Regions from separate parts of the Homo sapiens genome. Here region 1 is linked to region 2. Evidence: chromatin loops called from intact Hi-C (ENCODE). Cell type or tissue: body of pancreas. All regions are shown on one strand. Each heading gives the region's core, and the rest is flanking DNA. Links, peaks and the distances in the headings are about the cores only.

Region 1 (10,256 bases), core at 2,121-7,120, 230 kb before region 2:
GGCTGAGGAGGGGCCGCTGGGCCTGTGGCTTGGCTCTAGGGCTGCTTCTGGCCCCCTAGGCACAGAGCCCAGCACGTCAAGTTCTGGGGACACCCGACACTGCCGGATTGGGGCCAGGCGGGTGAGGGTCTCAAGGCCCTGACCTTCCTTTTCTCCCCCTCACAAGCCCGAAAGTCTTCTCTCCCAGGGGGCAGCTCAGGGACAACTTGTCAGGACAGGAGCTGAGGGGGCAGCAGGCATGCATGTGCAGGGGTATTTCTCAAAAAGAGTGGAGGGACATGGAATCGCCCCTCAGCCTTCCGGGCAGGACTTGTGTCTTCCACTGGCCCTATACTAGAACAGACCTTAATCTCAGATTCAGTCTGAGTGGCAAAGGCTTTGGACCCCTGGACCAAGTTTAAGGAGGGTGGGAGTGGGGTGGGCTGGCCCTGAAAGCAAAGGGGTCAAATCTCAGAAACAGAAGCCCGAGCAGGGACCAAGCAGGGACCAAGCAGGCCTAGGCGGTGCCTCTAGGGGTGCAGGTGCCTTTCAGGGAACAGGTGCATGCTGCCCCTCACCACAGCTCTCTCACCCTGCAGCTGACAGCCAGCGAGGAGGAGTTCCTGCGCACCTATGCAGGGGTGGTCAACAGCCAGCTCAGCCAGCTGCCTCCGCACTCCATCGACCAGGGTGAGTTGGCGGCAGAGGGGCTGGGGCAGTGGCACAAGTCCCAGGGGCACCGACTTGTGGTTCCCTTAGAAAGCGTAGCTCCAGCCCTCTTTGATGGGTGATCCATGAGACCCAGGGCTGACTAGGAGGGGCTACAGCTCTCTCCACCCACAGAGCTGAGCCAGGAAACCTTCGGAGCCTCCCACCTGATCCCATCTCCTTCCTCAGGTGGGAGCCAAAGACTCTACAAGACAAATGGCAGGATCCCTTTCTAAGGCCTGGAAGAGGCAGGAAATGGAGATGTCTGGGGGCGCTCATAACTGCAGAGACTGATTATTGCATTTCTTTAACCTTTGGCCTGACCCCTACCCACCCAGCACCCTGTCCAGGAGAGAGAAACTGCCCTTGTGTGCTAGAACAATGCTGTCACTGTTGTCCTGAGCACAGACCACATTGTGGCTGGTGTGGTCCTGGCTGTGGCCAGGAGGAATGCCCCAAAGGCCTGATGTCTCCGTGCGCCTGAGGGAGTTCTGTCTTTTTGGGGTGACCTCAACAAGTCAGCATGGTAACAGGCAGGATGTGAGTGTTTGTTGTGTAGCAGGCACCGTTGTTTCATTCTATTGTAGGTAGCTACTATTTGTATTATTAATACTTCCACTTAACAGGCAAGGAAACTGGGATTTGGGAACAGTAAGCCACTTGGTCATGCAGCCAGGTGGTTACTGGGGAGTCCCGGGATGTACACCTGTGGCTGAGGAGCGCTTCACTGTCTGCCATCTTGCCCATAACCCACATGGCTACTGGACAGCTCCATGTCCCTTGGCTGCTCAGCAAGGTTCTCCTTCTCTAGAAGGCTTCTCATGACACAGAGGCCTAGTATTCTGACCAGCATCTCCATAGAGTCCTTTCCTTTTATTCTCTTTATGCTTTGTTGGAATGATTGGCCATGAAATATTACAACCTGTGGCATGTCCAGACGCGAGCGGGCCCCCGAAAGCAGAGTGCTGACGGCTGCGTTTGCTGTGCTTTGAGGCTGGCATGCGGGGCCTGACCTAGATCACCAGCCAGCCCTTGTTCTCCTGGATGTCTTAGGGCTCTGTCCTGGCACAGGGGCCTGTTCCCAAGCACCGATGCTGGGTGTGACCTGGCTTGTGCACCCAACTCAGCAGAAACCTTCCAGGCAGTGGCTCAGGCAGCTCCCTGGGACAGCAGCTCACCACGCACAACCTGCCTGGGTGTGTCTGCCCAGGTGTGCCTCCTGGATCATGCGGCAGCCTGTTCTATGTGGCGTCGGCTCCCGCCCCATCCTGGGATCTCTTGGGTGAGGTCTCTTCTCTTCCAGGGCTAATCTGGGTTTCTAGCATGGCACCCTCTACCATGGCTTCTGACTCATGTCAACCTGAAACCTTCAGGCTTCTGAGTCCCTGGAGACTCACCTTCCTTCCCACTTAGTCTTGGTCACTGAGTTAACCTGAATTTGAGCTCGGATGGTAAGAAAGCCTCCAGTTGAATACTCTTGGGAAAAAATCAAAATAGGAGACATCAAAATGTAGGACCATATGTCAGTATAAAAAGCAGCAACAGGCCGGGTACGGTGGCTCACAGCTGTAATCCCAGCATTTTGGGAGGCCAAGGCAGGTGGATCACCTGAGGTCAGGAGTTCTAGACCAGCCTGACCAACGTGGCGAAACCCCATCTCTACTAAAAATACAAAAGTTAGCTGGGCATGGTAGCATGCAGGTGTAATCCCAGCTACTTGGGAAGCCAAGATCTCACCGCTGCACTCCAGCCTGGGCAGCAGAGCAAGACTCCGTCTCAAAAAACAAAACAAAACAAAACAAAACCCCAGCAACAACACACATACACACAAGACACAAGCTGTATATGCACATAGAAAAAAAAGCTGGTGGCCAGGTGCAGTGGCTCACGCCTGTCATCCCAGCACTTTGAGAGGCCATGGCAAGAGGATTGCTTGAGCCCAGGAGCTCAAGACCAGCCTGGGCAACATAGGGAGACCCTCTCGCTACAAAAAATACAAAAACTAGCTGGCTGTGGTGGCACACGTCTGTAGTCCTAGCTACTAGGGAGGCTGAGGTGAGAGGATCGCTTGAGCCCAGGAGGTTGATGCTGCAGTGAGCCATGATCGCACCACTGCACCCCAGCCTGGGCAACAGAGGGAGACTCTGTCTCATAAATTTAAAAAATTTTTAAAAGACAAAGAAGCTGGTGGAATATATACCAGACTGTCAGAAATTTTGTTTTTGACAAGGGGTGCTGGGCGTGGTGGTTCATGCCTGTAATCCCAGCACTTTGGGAGGCCAAGGTGGGCAGATCACCTGAGGCCAGGAGTTCAAGACCAGCCTGGCCAACATGGCAACATCCTGTCTCTATTAAAAATACAAAAATTAGCTGAGCATGGTGGCAGGTGCCAGTAGTCCCAGCTACCCAGCTACTTGGGAGATTAAGGCAGGAGAACCGCTTGAATCTGGGAGGCGGAGCTTGCGATGAGCCAAGATCACACCACTTTACTCCAGCCTGGGCAACAGAGCTAGACTCTGTCTCAAAAAATAATAATAATAATAATTGTTAGGGGATAGGACTATATAAGAAACTTTAACTTTCCAAGTCACACATTTTTGTAAAACTAATATTTTAACATTGTACATTTGTTTCTTTGTCATAAGGGAAAGTTAAAAAAAATATTTTTAGGAGAACTCTTGCCTAGCCGAACCCACAGTTAAGAATAAAAATGAGCTCTGCCAAGTTGTTGAGGAAGGTCAGTGACCCCACTTAGCTGTTGACCTTGCCCTGAAACTGCTGAGCAGTAGGAGCAAGCTGGCAGCTGTGACCAACTGTGTGGGCCGTGGAGTCCAGGCCCTTCTGGGTGGGTGGTGTCTGTCCACAGCTACTTCTTTCTCCGGGGAGGGGTCTTCTGGAGCTGAAGCTGGAGCCAGGGAAGACCCCAGGGAATCGTTGCGGAATAGGTGGTGGGAGTCACTCCCTGCTGCTGGGGCGCCCTGTGGACTGCCCCTACCTCCATAAAGATACCTCTAACCTGGCTGCCGGGGCCTGAGCCACACAGACCTGAGCTGCAGGAGGTTCTGAGAATTCTGTGGACTGGGAGTGGAGAGGGGAGGGGTCAGCCATGTCTGGAAGAGTTTCATAAGCATATTTATTTTCTTTGCGAGCCTAACGACACCACAAACAAACACAACAACAATAACAGCAGAACTGCAATCAGCCCAGTCCCATACTGGGCTTACCCATGTGAGGGCAGGACCCTGCATCTGCCTGTGCCATGTGGGCAAATGGATCTCTGTTAAAATCTCACCTGCCCACCTTCTCCATCGCAGAGCCAATCTCAGCTGATGCTGCAGGATCCTGCTGTCAGAGGCTCAGACACTGCTTAGGTGGAAGAAGCCCTGGATTGTTGTCTCCAGGGACTGGGGCAGGATGCGGGGGCCAGAGCAGGGTGCAGAGACTGCCATAATGAACCCCAAAGGCCTGGAGCCTGTGGGTAATGGCCTGGCGTGCACCTCCTGCCCACTAGGTGGCGCTGTCTCTCAGCAAATGCTCCAGGCTGCTTTAGGTGTTCCCTGAGCCAGAGGAGGCTCCATCTACCCCGGGACTCCTCTAGCAGGGGGTCTGAGGCAGACCCTCCAACGGACAGCACCCGACCTTGGTCCTGAGGGTCTGGCCGCCACCTTTAGCCCTGCACATGCTTCCCCTCCAGGGCTGGATGGGTCTGGTACCTGGGGCACTGCTCCCTTACTTGAGGCCCAGGGAGGGGGCCGTGGGCACCCCTTTACCCCCTACCCTTCGATTCCTTCCTCGGTCACATTTGTTGAGTATCTATGGGGAGCCAGGCAGGTGCTGGAGACCCTGGGGTGGGGGCCTCCCCTTACGGGCTCACCAGGTGGTTCCAGCAGAGGCCCCAGTGGCCCCCCAGTTCCCAGCCTGCCTGGCCTCTGCTGGGCTGAGACCACCAATGACAGCCTCCTTTCCCTCCCTTGTCCTTCACGTCACCCCTCACTGGCTGTTTCCCACTCCCTTCCCTCAATCAGGGCTGTCATCCTCCAGGGTTGCCCCCTCTCTTCTCCCTGTTCCACACGCAGTGCTGTGATCTCAACAGAGAACATAGCCAGCTGACTGTTGGCCAGCATCACCACAGCCACCCATGCCCAGCTGACATGGATTTTCCACCTGTGCTCTGCCCTGACCAATGCCCAGCAAGTACACGGCGCCCGAGGACTCAGCCTCGACTCCTCTCTTCCTCAGGAACCTAATGGGTTACTGAGTCCATCCTAAGGCTCCCCAGACCTGCTTCATTCTCTCCCTCTCATTTCCAGCCCCCTCTTGGACTGAGCCCATATTCACTCTTGTCTCACAGCTTCAGATCACTCCTATCTGGCATCTCGACTTCCCATCTTGCCCCCTCAGGTCTGCTCTCTACCCCCACAGCTGGAGAGACTTTTGGAGGCTTAGAGTGACATTAGTGGGTCTCTACTCGACTTTTTTTTTTTTTTTTGAGAAGGAGTTTTGTTCTGTCACCCAGGCTGGAGTGCAGTGGCGTGATCTCGGCTCACTGCAGCCCCCACCTTCCCAGTTCAAGCAATTCTCCTGCCTCAGCCTCCCGAGTAGCTGGGGTTACAGGCTCCCGCCACCACACCCAGCTGATTAGAGACGGGGTTTCACCATGTTGCCCGGGCTGGTCTCAAACTCCTGACTTCAGGTGATCCATACACCTTGGCCTCCCAAAGTGCTGGGATTACAGGCGGGAGCCACCATGCCCAGCCTCCACCCAACTTAAAATCATTCAGTGGCTCCCCACTGCCTTGAGGATAAAATCCAGCCCCTTTAGCTTGGTGAGCAAGACCTGACCTCACACTGTAAAGGGCCATAGTGAATGGCCATGTTCATGCCTTTCTGCCACTGCATTTGCCTCTTGGCCGCCAGGAACCAGCCTTCACCCCCACCTTACTCCCCTGCCCCCTGCAACCTGGGCCAGGCCCTCCTGTCACATGTGCATGTACCTCAGCTGTGCTACACCCACACTGTCTCCTAATCCATCTATTGACCGGGCTCTGAGCTCCTTGAGCTTGGAACTGTGGCTTCCATCTTATTGTTTGTCATGTTTGGACAAATAAATGAACTGGGTTCTAGTCCCCAAGGGTGTCTAAGCAGACCTGGAAACCAGAGAGACTTGGCTTTGAACCAGAGGAAGTCAGTACTTCTCAGGAAGGTCGCCCTGCTGGGAAGGGGCAGCTGCAGGAATGGGGAGGTCCAGAGCTTCCTGAAGCAGGCCTGTGGAGTGCTGAGTCCAGGCTTCTCTCATGGTCAGTGTGGCTCCCTCTAATGCGTAGTGATTTTTTTCCCAGTTATAGAATTGTGCATAGTCATTTTAAAAAACTGGGGAAAGGGAGAAAGAGCAGAAAAGTTTGAAATATTGAATCCTACTGCATAGCTGTAATCACTCTTACCCTTTGTTAAGTTCCCTGTCATCCTTTCACAAACATGCATACATCTGTAGCACAAGGCTGGGACCATAAACATTTTAATACCTGTTTTTTTTTCTTGTTGTTTTTTTGTTTTGTTTTGTTTTTTGAGACAGAGTCTCGCTCTGTCACCCAGGCTGGAGTGCAATGGTGCGGTCTCGGCTCACTGCAAACTCCACCTCCCGGGTTCATGCCATTCTCCTGCCTCAGCTTCCTGAGTAGCTGGGACTACAGGCGCCCGCCACCACGCCTGGCTAATTTTTTATATATTTTTTTAGTAGAGACGGGGTTTCACCGTGTTAGCCAGGATGGTCTCAATCTCCTGACCTCGTGATCCACCTGCTTCGGCCCCCCAAAGTGCTGGGATTACAGGCGTGAGCCACCGCGCCCGGCCTTAATACCCATTTTTAACATCCATTTTTTACGCATGATAATTTCACTGTGTTCTTAAATAATTTCCAATAAAACTTTTTTTTTTTTTTTTGAGACAGAGTCTCACTCTGTTGCCCAGGCTGGAGTGCAGTGGTGCTATCTTGGCTCACTGCAACCTCCACCTCACAGGTTCAAGCAATTCTCTTGCCTTAGCCTCCCAGGTAGCTGGGATTACAGGTGCATGTCACCATGCCCAGCTAATTTTTGTATATTTAGTAGGGATGGGGTTTCACCATGTTGGCCAGATTTGTCTCAAACTCCTGACCTCACGTGATCTGCCCACCTTGGCCTCCCAAGGTGCTGGGATTATAGGCATGAGCCACTGCGCCCAGCCCAGCCACATGCTTTTTTAAGCAGGACAGTGTTTACTTGAGGAACAGGGATGACTTGGGCTGTTAGGTATTTCAGAAAGGGGCAGAACAAATGGGGAACACTTTCTGCTGCATTTTTACCCTGGGCCCTCCACCTATAGGTGCCTTCCAATGTGCTGGTTCTCTGAGAGCTCCGGGTCTCTTCTTGCCTCAGCACTGCACTGGGGTGGTGCCCAGCAAGTACAGTTCCAGGCCTCTGATGGTGCTTTGCAAAGGCCACCCATGGCCAGTCACCCGCAGAACTGTCATCCTCCCACAGTGCCTCAGAATAGGCCCTTGTCCGGCCAGGCACGGTGGCTCACACCTGTAATCTCAGCACTTTCGGAGGCCAAGGTGGGCGGATCACGAGGTCAGGAGATTGAGACCATCCTGGCTAACATGGTGAAACTCCGTCTCTACTAAAAATACAAAAAATTAGCCGGGCGTGGTGGCGGGCGCCTGTAGTCCTGGCTACTCAGGAGGCTGAGGCAGGAGAATGGCGTGAACCCGGGAGGCGGAGCTTGCAGTGAGCCGAGATCGCGCCACTGCACTCCAGCCTGGGCGACAGAGCGAGACTCGGCCTAAAAAAAGAAAAGGCCCTTGTCAAGGTGTTGCTGAGAGGGACCCCGCCTAGACCTAGACTTGGCTCATTTTGTCAAGGAAGCTCCTTGTTTTTTCTCTGCCTGGGGGCCTCCTGGGGCCATGCCCTGGTCTGCTGCCACCCTTCTTGTCTCTGGGAGCTGTGTGCTGGCACCGGGGCTCCCAGGCCTGTTCCTGCCTCCACCTGATCACACTCTTTCTCCAAGACACTTTCCAGGGAAGGTTCCCCCAGCTGCGGCCAGCCAGGCTTTCCCCTTTGGAAGCTGAGGCTGCTGGTTCAGGATCTGCTGCCAGAGAGCCTAAACTAGGTCAGTTGGCTTGAGGGTTACACTGGGAACCTTGTTAAAATATCTGTGGTCATGGGTAGATCAGCAGAAACCAGGCTGTAAGGAAACGGCCTCTCCTTTCGTAGCATGGCATGAGGGAGGCAGCTCTCTGCTCACCAACCCCCTTGACCCCCTCAGCGGCCCTGCCCTATTAGGGGTGGTGGCATGATCTCCATGTTACAGCTCAGTGTGGAAAGTTCTTCCTGGAATCCCCCATAACAGCCTTCCAGCCTCTGTTCTTTCACTTCCTTCATGAAGCCCTCGCTGACCCCTTCCAAGTCAGCATGTGCCCTGGAGCTCCATGCCAGTCTTACCACCTTATGTTGGCAGCCCCTCGGGACCAGGGTCTGTGCCGTGTTCACCATCACACATGAGTCCCCCATCCCGCCTCTGGTGCAGTGTAGGTGTCTGCTGGATGGATGCCTGGACTGCGCCTTCCAGGGCCAGGCTGCTGGAGCAGCTCCTCCTTGGGGGCAGCCGGCTGGGCCCCTCCTTTGCACTGGCCCGGTGCCACACGGATGATCTGCTGGGGTTTCTGGGTCCCCTCTCTCCCCGCATGTGGCTTGGAGGCTTCTCTCAGAGGCTCCAGGCGGTAACAGACTCTGCACTGAAATTATAGTCAGGCCCAGGGAGAATTCTAGTCTATGAGATGGGAAGCTAATCTTTGTTAACTTTAATCAACACTTATATGAGAATTACCTGTAACCTAATAACAAAATTAAACCAAAAATCACCTATATATTGAATTGAACAGAAATCAGCCAGGAGGATTTGGTGTATAAGTTGTGTCACTGAAAAAGGGGGAAAAACAATCCCAAGAAAAGCGAGGAATGTGCTGAAGTGCAGGGCCAGCTGCTTACTCAGCACCTGGCTGCGGCTCCAGGGAGGGTCGCTTTGACCCCAGCTGCTTACTCAGCACCTGGCTGCGGCTCCAGGGAGGGTCGCTTTGACCCCATCACCCCGCGTCATGGGTTCTGTTGTTTAGAACTGAGAACAGATGCCCGAATGGCCTCAGAGAAGTCCTTGTGGGACTCTACACTTCCCCCCTCAAGCCCTGGTAAGAGGCAGGCCCTGTCAGAGAGGGGCATTGAGGGCTGCTCCATCCAATGGCTGGACGGTTCCACTCACATCAGCCCACAGTTGCTGTGTGCTAGGCACGGTGCCACCCCTCAGCACTGCCCGTGAGCTCCTGGACCAGCAGAGCAGACTGGCGTGTGAACTAATGCGTAAAGAGCTTTGGGCTGAGGGAGGGGAGACCACCTAGGAAGCCACAGAGAAGAGGTGCTGTTTGCACGGGGCCTTGGAGAATGCATGCGGATGTGCGTGTAGAGAAACCGGTGGGAAGGATGCTACAGGATTCTCCTCCAGAATGCTGGGCAAGAAGGCATGACAGCTTGGGGTCGGGTGGAGGTCAGGGGACAGTCTGTAGCACTGAGCTCTCTGAGCATGCTCTACACATTTGCACACCTCAATCACTGAGGGTGCTTGTTAAAATGCAGACTCCTGGGCCCTGCCATAGCCCCAGAATGCCTGCCAGATGAGCCTGGGAATTTGCATTTTAAGCAAGCTCCCAAGGTGATTCAATTCTGATGCCCACTAAAATTTGAGAATATGCCAGGATGGGGCAGGCACGGTGGTGCATGCCTGTAATCCCAACACTTTGGGAGGCTGAGGCAGGAGATCACTTGAGTCCAGGAGTTTGAGAGCAGCCTGGGCAACATAGTGAGACCCCATCTCTATTGAAGGTGTGTATATAAAAGAAAAAGAAAAAAAGAGAGAGAATATGTCAGGGTTTTAGGTGAAGACCTGGTCTTCTCTGTCCCTTCTTGGCAATCAAAGCTCCCTGGTCTATGAGAGCTTATATTTTGGGGAACCAAGGAATTTGAATACAGGGAATGAACACCTTACCTGGGAAGACATATCACAAAGGTCATGTGTGTGTCACGCTCAGCAGGGATGGGAGGGTGGGAACAGGGCAAGATGGATTTGGGGGAGCACATCTGGGATTAGAACAGAGCAGGGATAACGGAGCCCCAAGGTGCGACCCTGTGGGATGTCGTTTATGATGCTTTATGCTGTGGATGTTATCCTGTGGCTAGTTAGATTGGGGATAGATTCATCACGTTGTACAGATGAGTAAACTGAGGCTAGATGTGCAGGGACTTCCCCCTGGGATACACAGCTAGTCAGAGTCAGACCCAGGCTGGGTATCAGCTCCAGGGTCTTGGTACTGGGGTACCACAAGGGACCCCAAGCCTAGGAGGGCCTTTAGCTGCCTCCTGAGCTCTTTTTGGCTGTTCCAGGAGGCCTGATGTCTCTACTGGGAGCTGGCTCAGCAGCTTGGCAGCTCGATGCACGTCCACACAGCACTGGCTGCTGCAGTGCCACCGCCCAGCAGCCTCTTG
Region 2 (10,256 bases), core at 1,791-6,790:
AGCAGGATGGAGCTGGGCCCTGCCCCATCCACCACTACCTAGGGTGCTCCTGCTCCAAAAGCCTCTATCTCTCTAGATAAATACCCACTCTCGGTAGTTAGCCCTCTATCTTGAAAAGCACCTAGTGTGAGGAGTAACCCCACGTGAATCCCCAAAATCCTCTATGAGAAGGAATAGAGATGGTTACTTTTTCCCAGGACAGAAAGACAAGGATGAAAAAGTGTACATGCAGGAGAGGGAGAAGGTTTAGGATTAGAAGAAACCATTTCCCACATGTAGTGAGTTGAATGGTGGCCTCTAAAAAGATACGTCCAAATCCTAATCCCAGGCCGGAGGCGATGGCTCACGCGTGTAATCCCGACATTTTGGGAGGACAAGGTGGGCAGATGGCTTGAGCCCAGGAGTTTGAGACCAGCCTGGGCAACATGGCAAAATCCCATCTCCACAAAAACTAGCAGGGCATGGTGGTGGGCACCTGTAGTCCCAGCTCCTCCTGAGGCTGAGGCGGGAGGATCACTTGAGCCCAGAAAGCAGAGGGTGCAGTGAGCCGAGATCACACCAAGGCACTCCAGCCTGGGCGACAGAGCAAGACTCTGTCTCAAAAAAAAAAAAAAAATCTTGCAAAAGGGTCAGATGATTGAAGTTTTTTTTTTTTTTTTTTTGAGAAGGAGTCTCGCTCTGTCACCCAGGCTGGAGTGCAGTGGTGCAATCTCGGCTCACTGCAAGCTCCGCCTCCCGGGTTCTGGCCATTCTCCTGCCTCAGCCTCCCAAGTAGCTGGGACTACAGGCGCCCGCCACCACACCCCGCTAACTTTTTGTATTTTTAGTAGAGACGGGGTTTCACCGTGTTAGCCAGGATGGTCTCAATCTCCTGACCTCGTGATCCGCCCGCCTCGGCCTCCCAAAGTGCTGGGATTACAGGTGTGAGCCACCGCTCCCGGCCTAGATGATTGAAGTTTTTATAGCATCGGAAGCGGGTTTGGAGGTTCTGCAGGGAGGGGTGACAAGCTATGGGGAGGTGAGGGAGGCATGAGTGCACAGGGAGTGAAAAGCTGCAGATAACGGCTCTCAGGTAATTTTGGAACTGCCCTCAGCAGAACAGGTGATGGTCTGTGGCAATCTATCTGGGCGGTTGCCTGTGAGTCTCTTTTCCTCTGATAGGATCTTTCCTAGACCCATCTTTAGGTTGATAAGGAGCCTTAGAGAAAGCCTCTGCTTGCATCCACTGCTTACTCACGTAGAGCTCCTTTATTTTTTCATTTATTTATTTATTTATTTATTTATTTTGAGACAGAGTCTCGCTCTGTTGCCCAGGCTGGAGTACAATGGCGCAGTCTCAACTCACTGCAACCTCTACCTCCCGGGTTCAAGCAATTCTCCTGCCTCTGCCTCCCGAGTAGCTGGGACTACAGGCGCCTGCCACCATGGCTGGCTAATTATTTTTGTATTTTTAGTAGAGACAGGGTTTCACCATGTTGGCCAGGCTGGTCTCGAAGTCCTGACCTCAAGTGATCCGCCTGCCTTGGCCTCCCAAAGTGCTGGGAGCCATGGCGCCCAGCCTAGAACTTCTTTACAGGTGTATGGTTTTTACAGAAGAACAACTTTTCAGAGGTATTCCCGTGTCTGCAGCTTATCTAAAGAGCCATCTCAAAATATGCAAAGAAATATATTTTGGGGTGGTAGATTTTAGTCTCCCACAGAGTGATGTGGCCACAAGCCAAGGAGTGCCTGGAGCCACCAGAAGGTGGAAGAGGCTAGGAAGGATCCTTCCCTACAGCCTCCAGAGAGAGTGTGGCCCTGTCTCCACCGAGACTTCAGACTTCTGACCACCTGAACTGGAAGAGAATAAACTGGCTGTTGTGTATTTACTTATCTATTAAGATAGGGTCTTGCTCTGTCACCCAGGCTGGAGTGTAGTGGTGTGATCATGGCTCAGTGCAGCCTCGATCTCCCGGGCTCAAGTGATCCTGTGGAGTAGCTGGGACTGTAGGTGCACACCACCATGCCTAGCTAATTTTTGTAATGTTGTAGAGATGGAGTTTCACTATGTTGCCTGGGCTGGTCTCAAACTCCTGGGCTCAAGCAATCCTCCCACCTCAGCCTCCCATAGCACTGGGATCACAGGTGTGGACCATCATACCTGGCCTCTTCTATGGATTATTATGCAGCCAATAAAATGAGAAGTATAAAGATGTGGCCTCAGGGCCAGTAGCTCATACCTGTAATCCCAGCACTTTGGGAGGCCAAGACAGGCAGATCATGAGGTCAGGAGATCGAGACCATCCTGGCTAACACAGTGAAACCCCATCTCTACTAAAAATACAAAAAATTAGCCGGGCGTGGTGGCGGGCGCCTGTAGTCCCAGCTACTCAGGAGGCTGAGGCAGGAGAATGGTGTGAACCTGGGAGGTGGAGCTTGCAGTGAGCCGAGATCGGGCCACTGCATTCCAGCCTGGGTGACAGAGAGAGACTCCGTCTCAAAAAAAAAAAGAAAGAAAAGAAAAGAAAAAAAAGAAACCATGCCATAGGTAACTTGCCAAGATCACCAACTTGATAGGTGGAGGTTCATGAACTCTATCCACCTAAGCCCTAAGCTGTGCGCTTCGCCCTCCTTGGTGGCCTTTCTACAACCCTGAAGCCGGGTAGGAGGAGGGGCATAGGGCTTATTGGACAAGCGATAACATTAAGTTGGCCCATGAACCAAAAATGGGAGGAAGAAAATGTGTCACATTACCACCTGGAGGGCCAGCCGCTGCCTTCTCCCTATGGCTGGAACCGTCCAGAGAAAGGCATGGTACATCCACTCAATGGAAGAGCAAGCAGCCACTGAAAATGACAATTCTGAAGACCCACAGCATCATGGGAACTGATGGTGTCTTCCGCTGAAAAAACGCAATGCAAAGCCTGGTGAGGTGGCTCATGCCTGTAATCCCAGCACTTTGGGAGGCCAAGGTGGGTGGATCATTTGAGGCCAGGAGTTCAAGACCAGCCTGGCCAACATGGTGAAACCCTGTCTCTACTAAAAATACAAAAATTATCCAGGTATGGTAGTGGGCACCTGTAATCCCAGCTACTGGGGAGGCTGAGGCATGAGAATTGCTTAAACCCAGGAGGTGGAGGCTGAAGTGAGCCAAGATTGCACTGCTGCACTCCAGCCTGGGCAACAGAGTGAGACCATGTCCCCCCCCAAAAAAATGCAGAATTGTTTGTACCTGGGTCACAACTGTGTGTGACATACACACATGGGCACAGTGGGAGGGGACTTAGAACAATGGAAGCTGAGAGAGAGGTGGGGCTTCAAATGTTTTATCTCCATTTTTGTCTGTCTGCTCACATTTTGCTAACAGTGTAATAAAAATACATAAATGTAAGATTAAAAAGCTGGGTATTTATTTATTTACTTCCTTTCCCAAGTCAGAGCGAATCCCTCTTGCTGCTCATACCAGGACCTTGGATGGGCAAGTGTTTCATCTGTCTGGGCTCCAGGCCCTATTTGTGGCAGCCAGATGCTCACATGTCTGCCTGCTCCATCAGTAACAGGGGCAGCCCCGTACAGGGATGGGAACCCATCAGAAGGACTCCTTTAGGAATGCACTTGGCATGGGAGAAGTCTGTCAGTGGACAGCAGAGCCTCAACCAGTTGCAGCTGTAATCCAGGCAATTGCAAGATGGCAAGAGCACAGTGCTATGGCAATGGATGCCCAGCTCCGGCTCTAGGAGATCCCCCACGCATCCACATGGCTACACCAGCAGTCTCCAGTCAGGTGTGACTGCCCAGCATGCCCTTGACCCTATCCAAGTTGATAAGACCAGGGGTATCACCTGACCCAAGGCGAGCCAATCAGTGATTTCCCTGGGAATATGGAATTGGAATCAAGGGAATAGAGTTAGTGTTCTTTAGACACCTGGAGCGTGGGTGGTCTAACATGGAGCCAGCGAGCTGCAGGGCCTCTTTTGCCCTCAAAAGGACTAAAGAAATCAGAGGAGCGGATATGCAGAGGAAGAGAGAGTGGGGGAGAATCATGCAGCAGATGCACAGAGAGGAAGAGAGGGACACAGATGAGAAAGAAAATTCTCATCTTTTCAGCTCCTGGTTCCTGTAGCTTTTTTTTTTTTTTTCAGGATGGAGTCTTGCTATGTTGCCCAGGCTGGAGTACAGTGGTGAGATCTTGGCTTACTGCAACCTCCACCTTCCAGGTTCAAGCGATTCTCCTGCCTCAGTCTCCTGAGTAACTGGGATTACAGGAGTGCACCACCACGCCTGGCTAAGAGAGGGGGTTTCACTATGCTGGCCAGGCTGGTCTCATACTCCTGACCTCAGGTGACCCACCCGTCTTGGCCTCCCAAAGTGTTGGGATTACAGGCGTGAGCCACCTCGTCTGGTGTAAATTTCCCTCTTCCTATAAGGACACCCAAGTTCAATGTGACCTCATCTCAACTAACTACATCTGCAAAGACCTTATTTCCAATTAAGATCACATTCTGAGTTTCTGGGTAAGCACAAATTTTGGGGAGACAATAGTCAGCTCAGTATAAACTCTCTTGAGTTGGATATTGTTATTCAAAACAAAAAAATCCCAAATAATACACATATTGGTGTCAGAAGTGGGGTGTTAAGTTTCAAGTTACTTTCAAAGAAAGTATGAAACTAGCTGACTCGAGGCAGAGTGAGGGGCAATGAGGTTTTCCTATTTTTGGATGGGACACTGGCAGTTCTTGTTTTGTGTTAACAGATGAGTTAAACTATTTTCAGTGACCTCATGGGACTCAAAGGCTGAAGTGTTAAGAAACTTGGAGGCTGGACGCAGTGGCTCATGCCTGTAATCCCAGCACTTTGGGAGGCCAAGGCGGGCAGATCACTTGAACTCAGGAGTTTGAGACCAGCCTGGGCAACATGGCGAGGCCCCATCTCTACAAAAAATACAAAAATTAGGGCCAGGCATGGAAGCTCACGCCTGTAATCCCAGCACTTTGGGAGGGCGAGGCTGGTGGATCACATGAGGTAAGGAGTTCAAGACCAGCCTAGCCAACATGGTGAAACCCCGTGTCTACTAAAAATACAAAAATTAGCCAGGCCTGCTGATGCACGCCTGTAATCCCAGCTACTCAGGAGGCTGAGGCAGAATCTGAGGAGAATCGCTTGAACCTGGAAGGCGGAGGTTGTAGTGAGCTGAGATCATGTCACTGCACTCCAGTCTGAGTGACAGAGTGAGACTTTGTCTCAAAAAAAAAAAAAAAAAAAAAACAACCCAAAAATTAACCAGGTGTGGTGGCACACACCTGTGGTCCCAGTTACTCAGGAAACTGAGGAGGGAGGATTACCTGAGCCCTGGAGTAGAAGTTGCAGTGAGCCGAGATCACGCCACTGCACTCTAGCCTGGGCAACAGAGCAAGGCCCTGTCTAAAAAAAAGAAAAAAAGGAAAAGTCTGTGAGCCTAGTAACTGGAATGGGAATATCTGGAAAGAGCCACAGGAGCACACAACCCTTAACCTCCTGGGATTACAGGTCTCTGGTCCCTCTTAAGAACTTCCTCTTCCCAGACAAACATGATGGTATCTCCTATTGTCCAGTGGTAGAAGGGCAGGCAGAGGTAGCATTCCAAGAGAAATTAGAGAAAAAAAACCTTCTTTCTATCCCAAGCCAGACGATGATTTCCTCTTTTCACTCTTAGGCTGAAAGAAGAAATTAGCCCTCACATTTGCTGCTAAGAAACCCAAACCTCGGGGACATGACCTATGACCTAGTCTAAGGCTGAATGTTCAACCGCATAAGATTTCATGACATTAGCTGGGCCCGATGGCTCACGCCTGTAATCCCAGTACTTTGGGAGGCTGAGGCAGGTGGATGGCCTGAGGTCAGGAGTTTGAGACCAGCCTGGCCAAAATAGTGAAACCCCGTCTCTACTAAAAATACAAAAAATTAGCTGGGCGTGGTGGTGAGCACCTGTAATCCCAGCTACTAGGGAGGCTGAGGCAGGAGAATCACTTGAACCCAGGAAGCAGAGCTTGCAGTGAGCCGAGACTGCGCCATCGCACTCCAGCCTGGGCGACAAGAGCGACATTGATTATTGGTAAATGGCATGATCCCAAATAAAAGTTACAGGCAACCAACTAGCGTTTTACGAGAGTTGAAAACCAGGAAACCACGCCTGACAAATTGGGGTTTGTGATCTCTCATCCCCACCTGGAGAATTCCTAAGCCAAAGTACCAGCACCAACAAGAATCAGGTTGCTGATCAGGCACGGTGGCTCACGCCTGTAATCCCAGCACTATGGGAGGCCGAGGCGGGCGGATCACGAGGTCAGGAGATGGAGACCATCCTGGCTAACATGGTGAAACCTCGTCTCTACTAAAAATACAAAAAATTAGCCGGGTGTGGTTGCAGGCACCTGTAGTCTCAGCTACTCAGGTGGCTGAGGCAGGAGAATGGCCTGAACCCTGGAGACGGAGCTTGCAGTGAGCCGAGATGGCACCACTGCACTCCAGCCTGGGCAACAGAGCGAGACTCTGTCTCAAAAAAAAAAAAAAAAAAGAATCAGGTTGCTAAGGTAATTATATCACCTCCTAGAAGCCGCCTTCCCAAGAAACTCTCAAGGGTGGGTCTGAGAGGCTCTAGACTAGAAGGGATCTAGAGATTCCTTCTCAATGGGCAGAACTTGGGGTAGTCACATTTGTCAACAAAGGGGCCAAGGAAGGTAGCCACAGAGCAAACCCCAAGTGATACCTTGTTCCTAATGTTCAATTGACCCAACCCACCTGGAATGCTGCAGCGCGTGCTTTGTATATTGCATCCACATTTTTGCTCTATAGATCAAGTATGGTAGGAGAGGTTAAATTGATCTGTTCCTCTGTTGAGAGGATCCTGGAGAGCCACCAGGGAAGAGATTCAGCAGAAACAGAGGGCAGCTGGGCATGACGGCACATGGCCGCAGTCCCAGTTACTTGGGAGGCTGAGGTGGGAGGATCGCTTGAGCCCAGGAGTTTGAGGCTGTAGTGCATTATCCTTGCACCTGTGAATAGCCACTGCACTCCAACCTGGCAACATAGTTGAGACCCTCTGTCTTTAAAAAAAAGAAAGAAGAAGCCAGGTGCGGTGGCTCACGCCTGCAATCCCAGCACTTTAGGAGGCAGAGGCAGGTAGATCACCTGAGGTCGGGAGTTTGAGACCAGCCTGACCAACATGGAGAAACCCCATCTCTACTAAAAATACAAAATTAGCTGGGCGTGGTGGCGCATGCCTGTAATCCTAGCTACTCAGGAGGCCGAGGCAGGAGAATTGCTTGAACCCAGGAGGCGGAGGTTGCAGTGAGCTGAGATCGCACCATTGCACTCTAGCCTGGGCAACAAGAGCAAAATTCCATCTCAAAAAAACAAAAATAAAAAAAAGAAAGATAGAAGAAGGAAGGAAGGGAGGGAGGGAGGGAGGGAAGAAGGATGGATATCAGATGAAGATGGCAGCTCTGAGAATAGAGCCCTGGATGCAACAGTTTAACATGGTGAGATGGCTTGGATCACCTCATTTGACGGGGGAGAGGTATTTGAGATTGACTTTGAGGTGTGGCAGGACGAGGTAAAGCAAGGACAACTGGAATGAGGATATCTGGGAAAAGCCAAAGGAGCTGGGCAAGGGCCTCTGTGCTGGGCAGGACCAGAATGGAATGAACTAGAATGGACACCACTGGCCTTTAGGCCATTAGGCCGACCTGCCCCCCTCCCTTTTTTTTCTGAGTTGGAGTCTTGCTCTGTCACCCAGGCTGTCACCCAGGCTGGAGTGCAGTGGCGCCATCTCAGCTCACTGCAACCACCGCATCCAGGGTTCAAACGATTCTCCTGCCTCAGCCTCCTGAGTAGCTGGGATTACAGGCATCTGCCACCATGCCCAGATAATTTTTTGTATTTTTAGTAGAGACGGGGTTTCACCATGTTGTCCAGGCTGGTCTTGAACTCCTGGCCTCAAGTGATCTGCCTGCCTTGGCCTCCCAAAATGCTGGGATTACTGGCATGAGCCACTGCACCCGGCCAGTCTGACCCCCTTTTGGTAATCCTTTGTCATGTACCCATGAGGACAGATGCTTAGCGTTCACACTTGACCACTAGCCAGCTGAACGGACTGGAAGGGAGGCCTGGATCCAACACAGGCTAATCAAGTCCTTCCCAGGGAGGTGGGCTTGGGACCACACATAGTTCTCTTTGGGTGAAGGGATCCAGGATGTAGCAGCTTGACAGGTGTGATGCAGACGGGCAGATGGGGGCAGACAGGTGAGTGGCACTGAGAAGTGTCCCTGGGCTGTCTGCAACTCTGGGTCTGATAAGAGCACCCTGCATCTCTGCTGTAAAGTCAGTCCCCTTTCCTGCTTGAGCGAAAGGGAGCTGGTTTCTGAGCTTAGGCTGGGGCATGAACTCTGTCCCGGTGTGCAGGGTGAGGCTATAGCTTGAGAACAAATGGATGACCAATCATCTGAATGGAGCCAACCCAGCCAGCCTCCCAGGGTCACCTCCCATCACTTCCCCCTCTCTGCCCTCCCTGCTGGGCCAGGAGCCGGGACTTGTAGCTCCAGAACATCCCAGGCTTGCTGTCTGACTCTGGACGTTTGCACATGCTGTTCCCTTTACCTGGAGTGCCCTTCCCCACACTTCCTTCTGCCCTCTTCTGCACACACACACACACACACACACACACACACACTCACTTTCTTTGCTAACTACTCAGTAGAATTCGGGCCCAGCACAGATGTTACCTGCCTTGGCCCCCTTGCCCGAAGGGGCCCTTCATCATACTCCTGGCTATATCATCCCCTCCCAGCTCTTGGTCTACTCAACCATGATTGCCTATTCGCTCAGCTGCTCCTGGGAGCAGGGACTCTACATGGATCTGGACAGGCTCCTGGGCTGCTCCCCTGTGTCTGGCACCCAGAGGGCATCACCAGTGAGTCTGTAGAAATGCTGAATGAAGGAATACATGAGTGATGTGGTCATGAAGGGACAAGGTGATGCTTTGCCCAGGGGCCAGGGGGCTGTAGCCGAGGAAGAGAAAGGACAAGTGTCCACATCCTAGCCAGTGCAGGAACAGCCCCTTCACACCCTTCAAGGAGGGGCCTGACACCGAGTGACCCTGCAGTCCATGATCCAAGGCCTGACGGCCTCCGGGGGGTAGGGAGGCTAGACTCACCTGTCAGAGTGGTCCCTCTGCCCCTGGTATCACCAGACAGACGTGGGTCCAGCCTGGATCAGTCCAATCCCGGAGGCATTCTCAAGCCTAGGGAAAAATGCTGTTTTCAGAGTGAGGACCGCACTGAGGACTCCTCTGCTCCCCCCGTGGGCCAGCCCCCAGTCTCCCTAGCATCCTCAGCTACTCTGAGCTGGAGAGTGCAGAGTGCAAAGCACACTCCTCTCCCAACCTCGTGGTGTCCTGGGCGCCTCTGACCCCCGGGCTTCCTTCCCAGGCAGGCCTCCGCCTCCGCCCCCACTCCCCCCTCACCCCATGAAAGAGTAATGGCGCAAAATTCGTTGGGGAGAAAAACAGGAAGTGGAGAGCGAGGGTGCAGAAGTGCTCCCCAGCCCGTGCACCGCAGCCTTACGGGGAAGTGCTCAGGGGCGGTCCCGGCCCGACTGCAGGGGTGGGGGAGCCTTAGGGCGAGCTGGGAGTCCGGCGAGTACCCTGTGGCGAGGGGCTTTGTTTTAGACCGAACTTCACACCTGCACCCTGCCTCTGACATCTTAGCTCACCTTCTCCCAGCAGCTCCCCAAGGTTGAGACCATGACCCCATTTTACAGACAGGCAAGTGCGCTCAGAGAAGTGAAGTGACCTGGCCAAGGTCACACAGCCTTTCCCACGGCAGGGTCGTGGCTCCTCGATTCTTTCTCAGGCTTTGATTTCTATTTGTGGTATGTTTTTGTTCTAGGCCTCTGAGCGTGGTGGGTGGGGGCGGGGGTGGGGGGGCAGGGAGTGCTGTTTCTGGCTTCTCAGCACATCCTCATTCTCGGCTGGTGGTAAGAAAGGGGAGAGGGTCAGCTGCTGAGGACCGTCCTCCCCTGGGGGTTCCTGGAATGTGTGAGCTGGGAGGACAGGTGCCCCGGCCTCTTTCTCGGAGAAGAGGAGAAGGAGCCTGGGGGGAAGGCACCCCAGTGACAACCGCAGAGGGAGGGCACCAACCCCCAACACAAACTCAGGTAGGTGTGGCCTTGAAGCCCCAGGACTCAGAGCTTCAAGTGAGTTCAGACTCACCCTTTCCTCCCGGGGCCGCAACTCACAGCAG

What was found. A loop is a pair of places that touch in the nucleus more often than their neighbours do. Peaks named below come from ENCODE experiments on the same cell type or tissue, not always from the same donor. Only the 100,000 strongest peaks of a DNase experiment are listed, where the experiment ranks them.
Region 1: it touches region 2 in a loop (2.4-fold over the local background); 91 of 110 quality-filtered maps call a loop at or near these places.

Annotation. Positions count from the first base shown.
Region 1 is chr1:9,861,600-9,871,855 of GRCh38, reverse strand. It overlaps CTNNBIP1 (catenin beta interacting protein 1), which reads left to right. Exons shown (of 6, transcript NM_020248.3): 5 at 579-669. Among named protein-coding and RNA genes, the nearest start is that of CTNNBIP1-AS1, 18 kb to the right of the region's middle. RefSeq lists an enhancer at 1-502. In body of pancreas, for the core only: a CTCF peak has its summit at 4,199 (motif pointing right); a DNase peak (open chromatin) is centred at 4,205.
Region 2 is chr1:9,629,138-9,639,393 of GRCh38, reverse strand. It overlaps LOC105376712 (a long non-coding RNA gene), which reads left to right and starts at 9,967. Exons shown (of 2, transcript XR_946951.2): 1 at 9,967-10,170. It also overlaps a transcript of PIK3CD not described here. RefSeq lists enhancers at 8,729-8,788, 8,819-8,868 and a silencer at 9,369-9,478. In body of pancreas, for the core only: no CTCF peak of the experiment used is centred there; no DNase peak of the experiment used is centred there.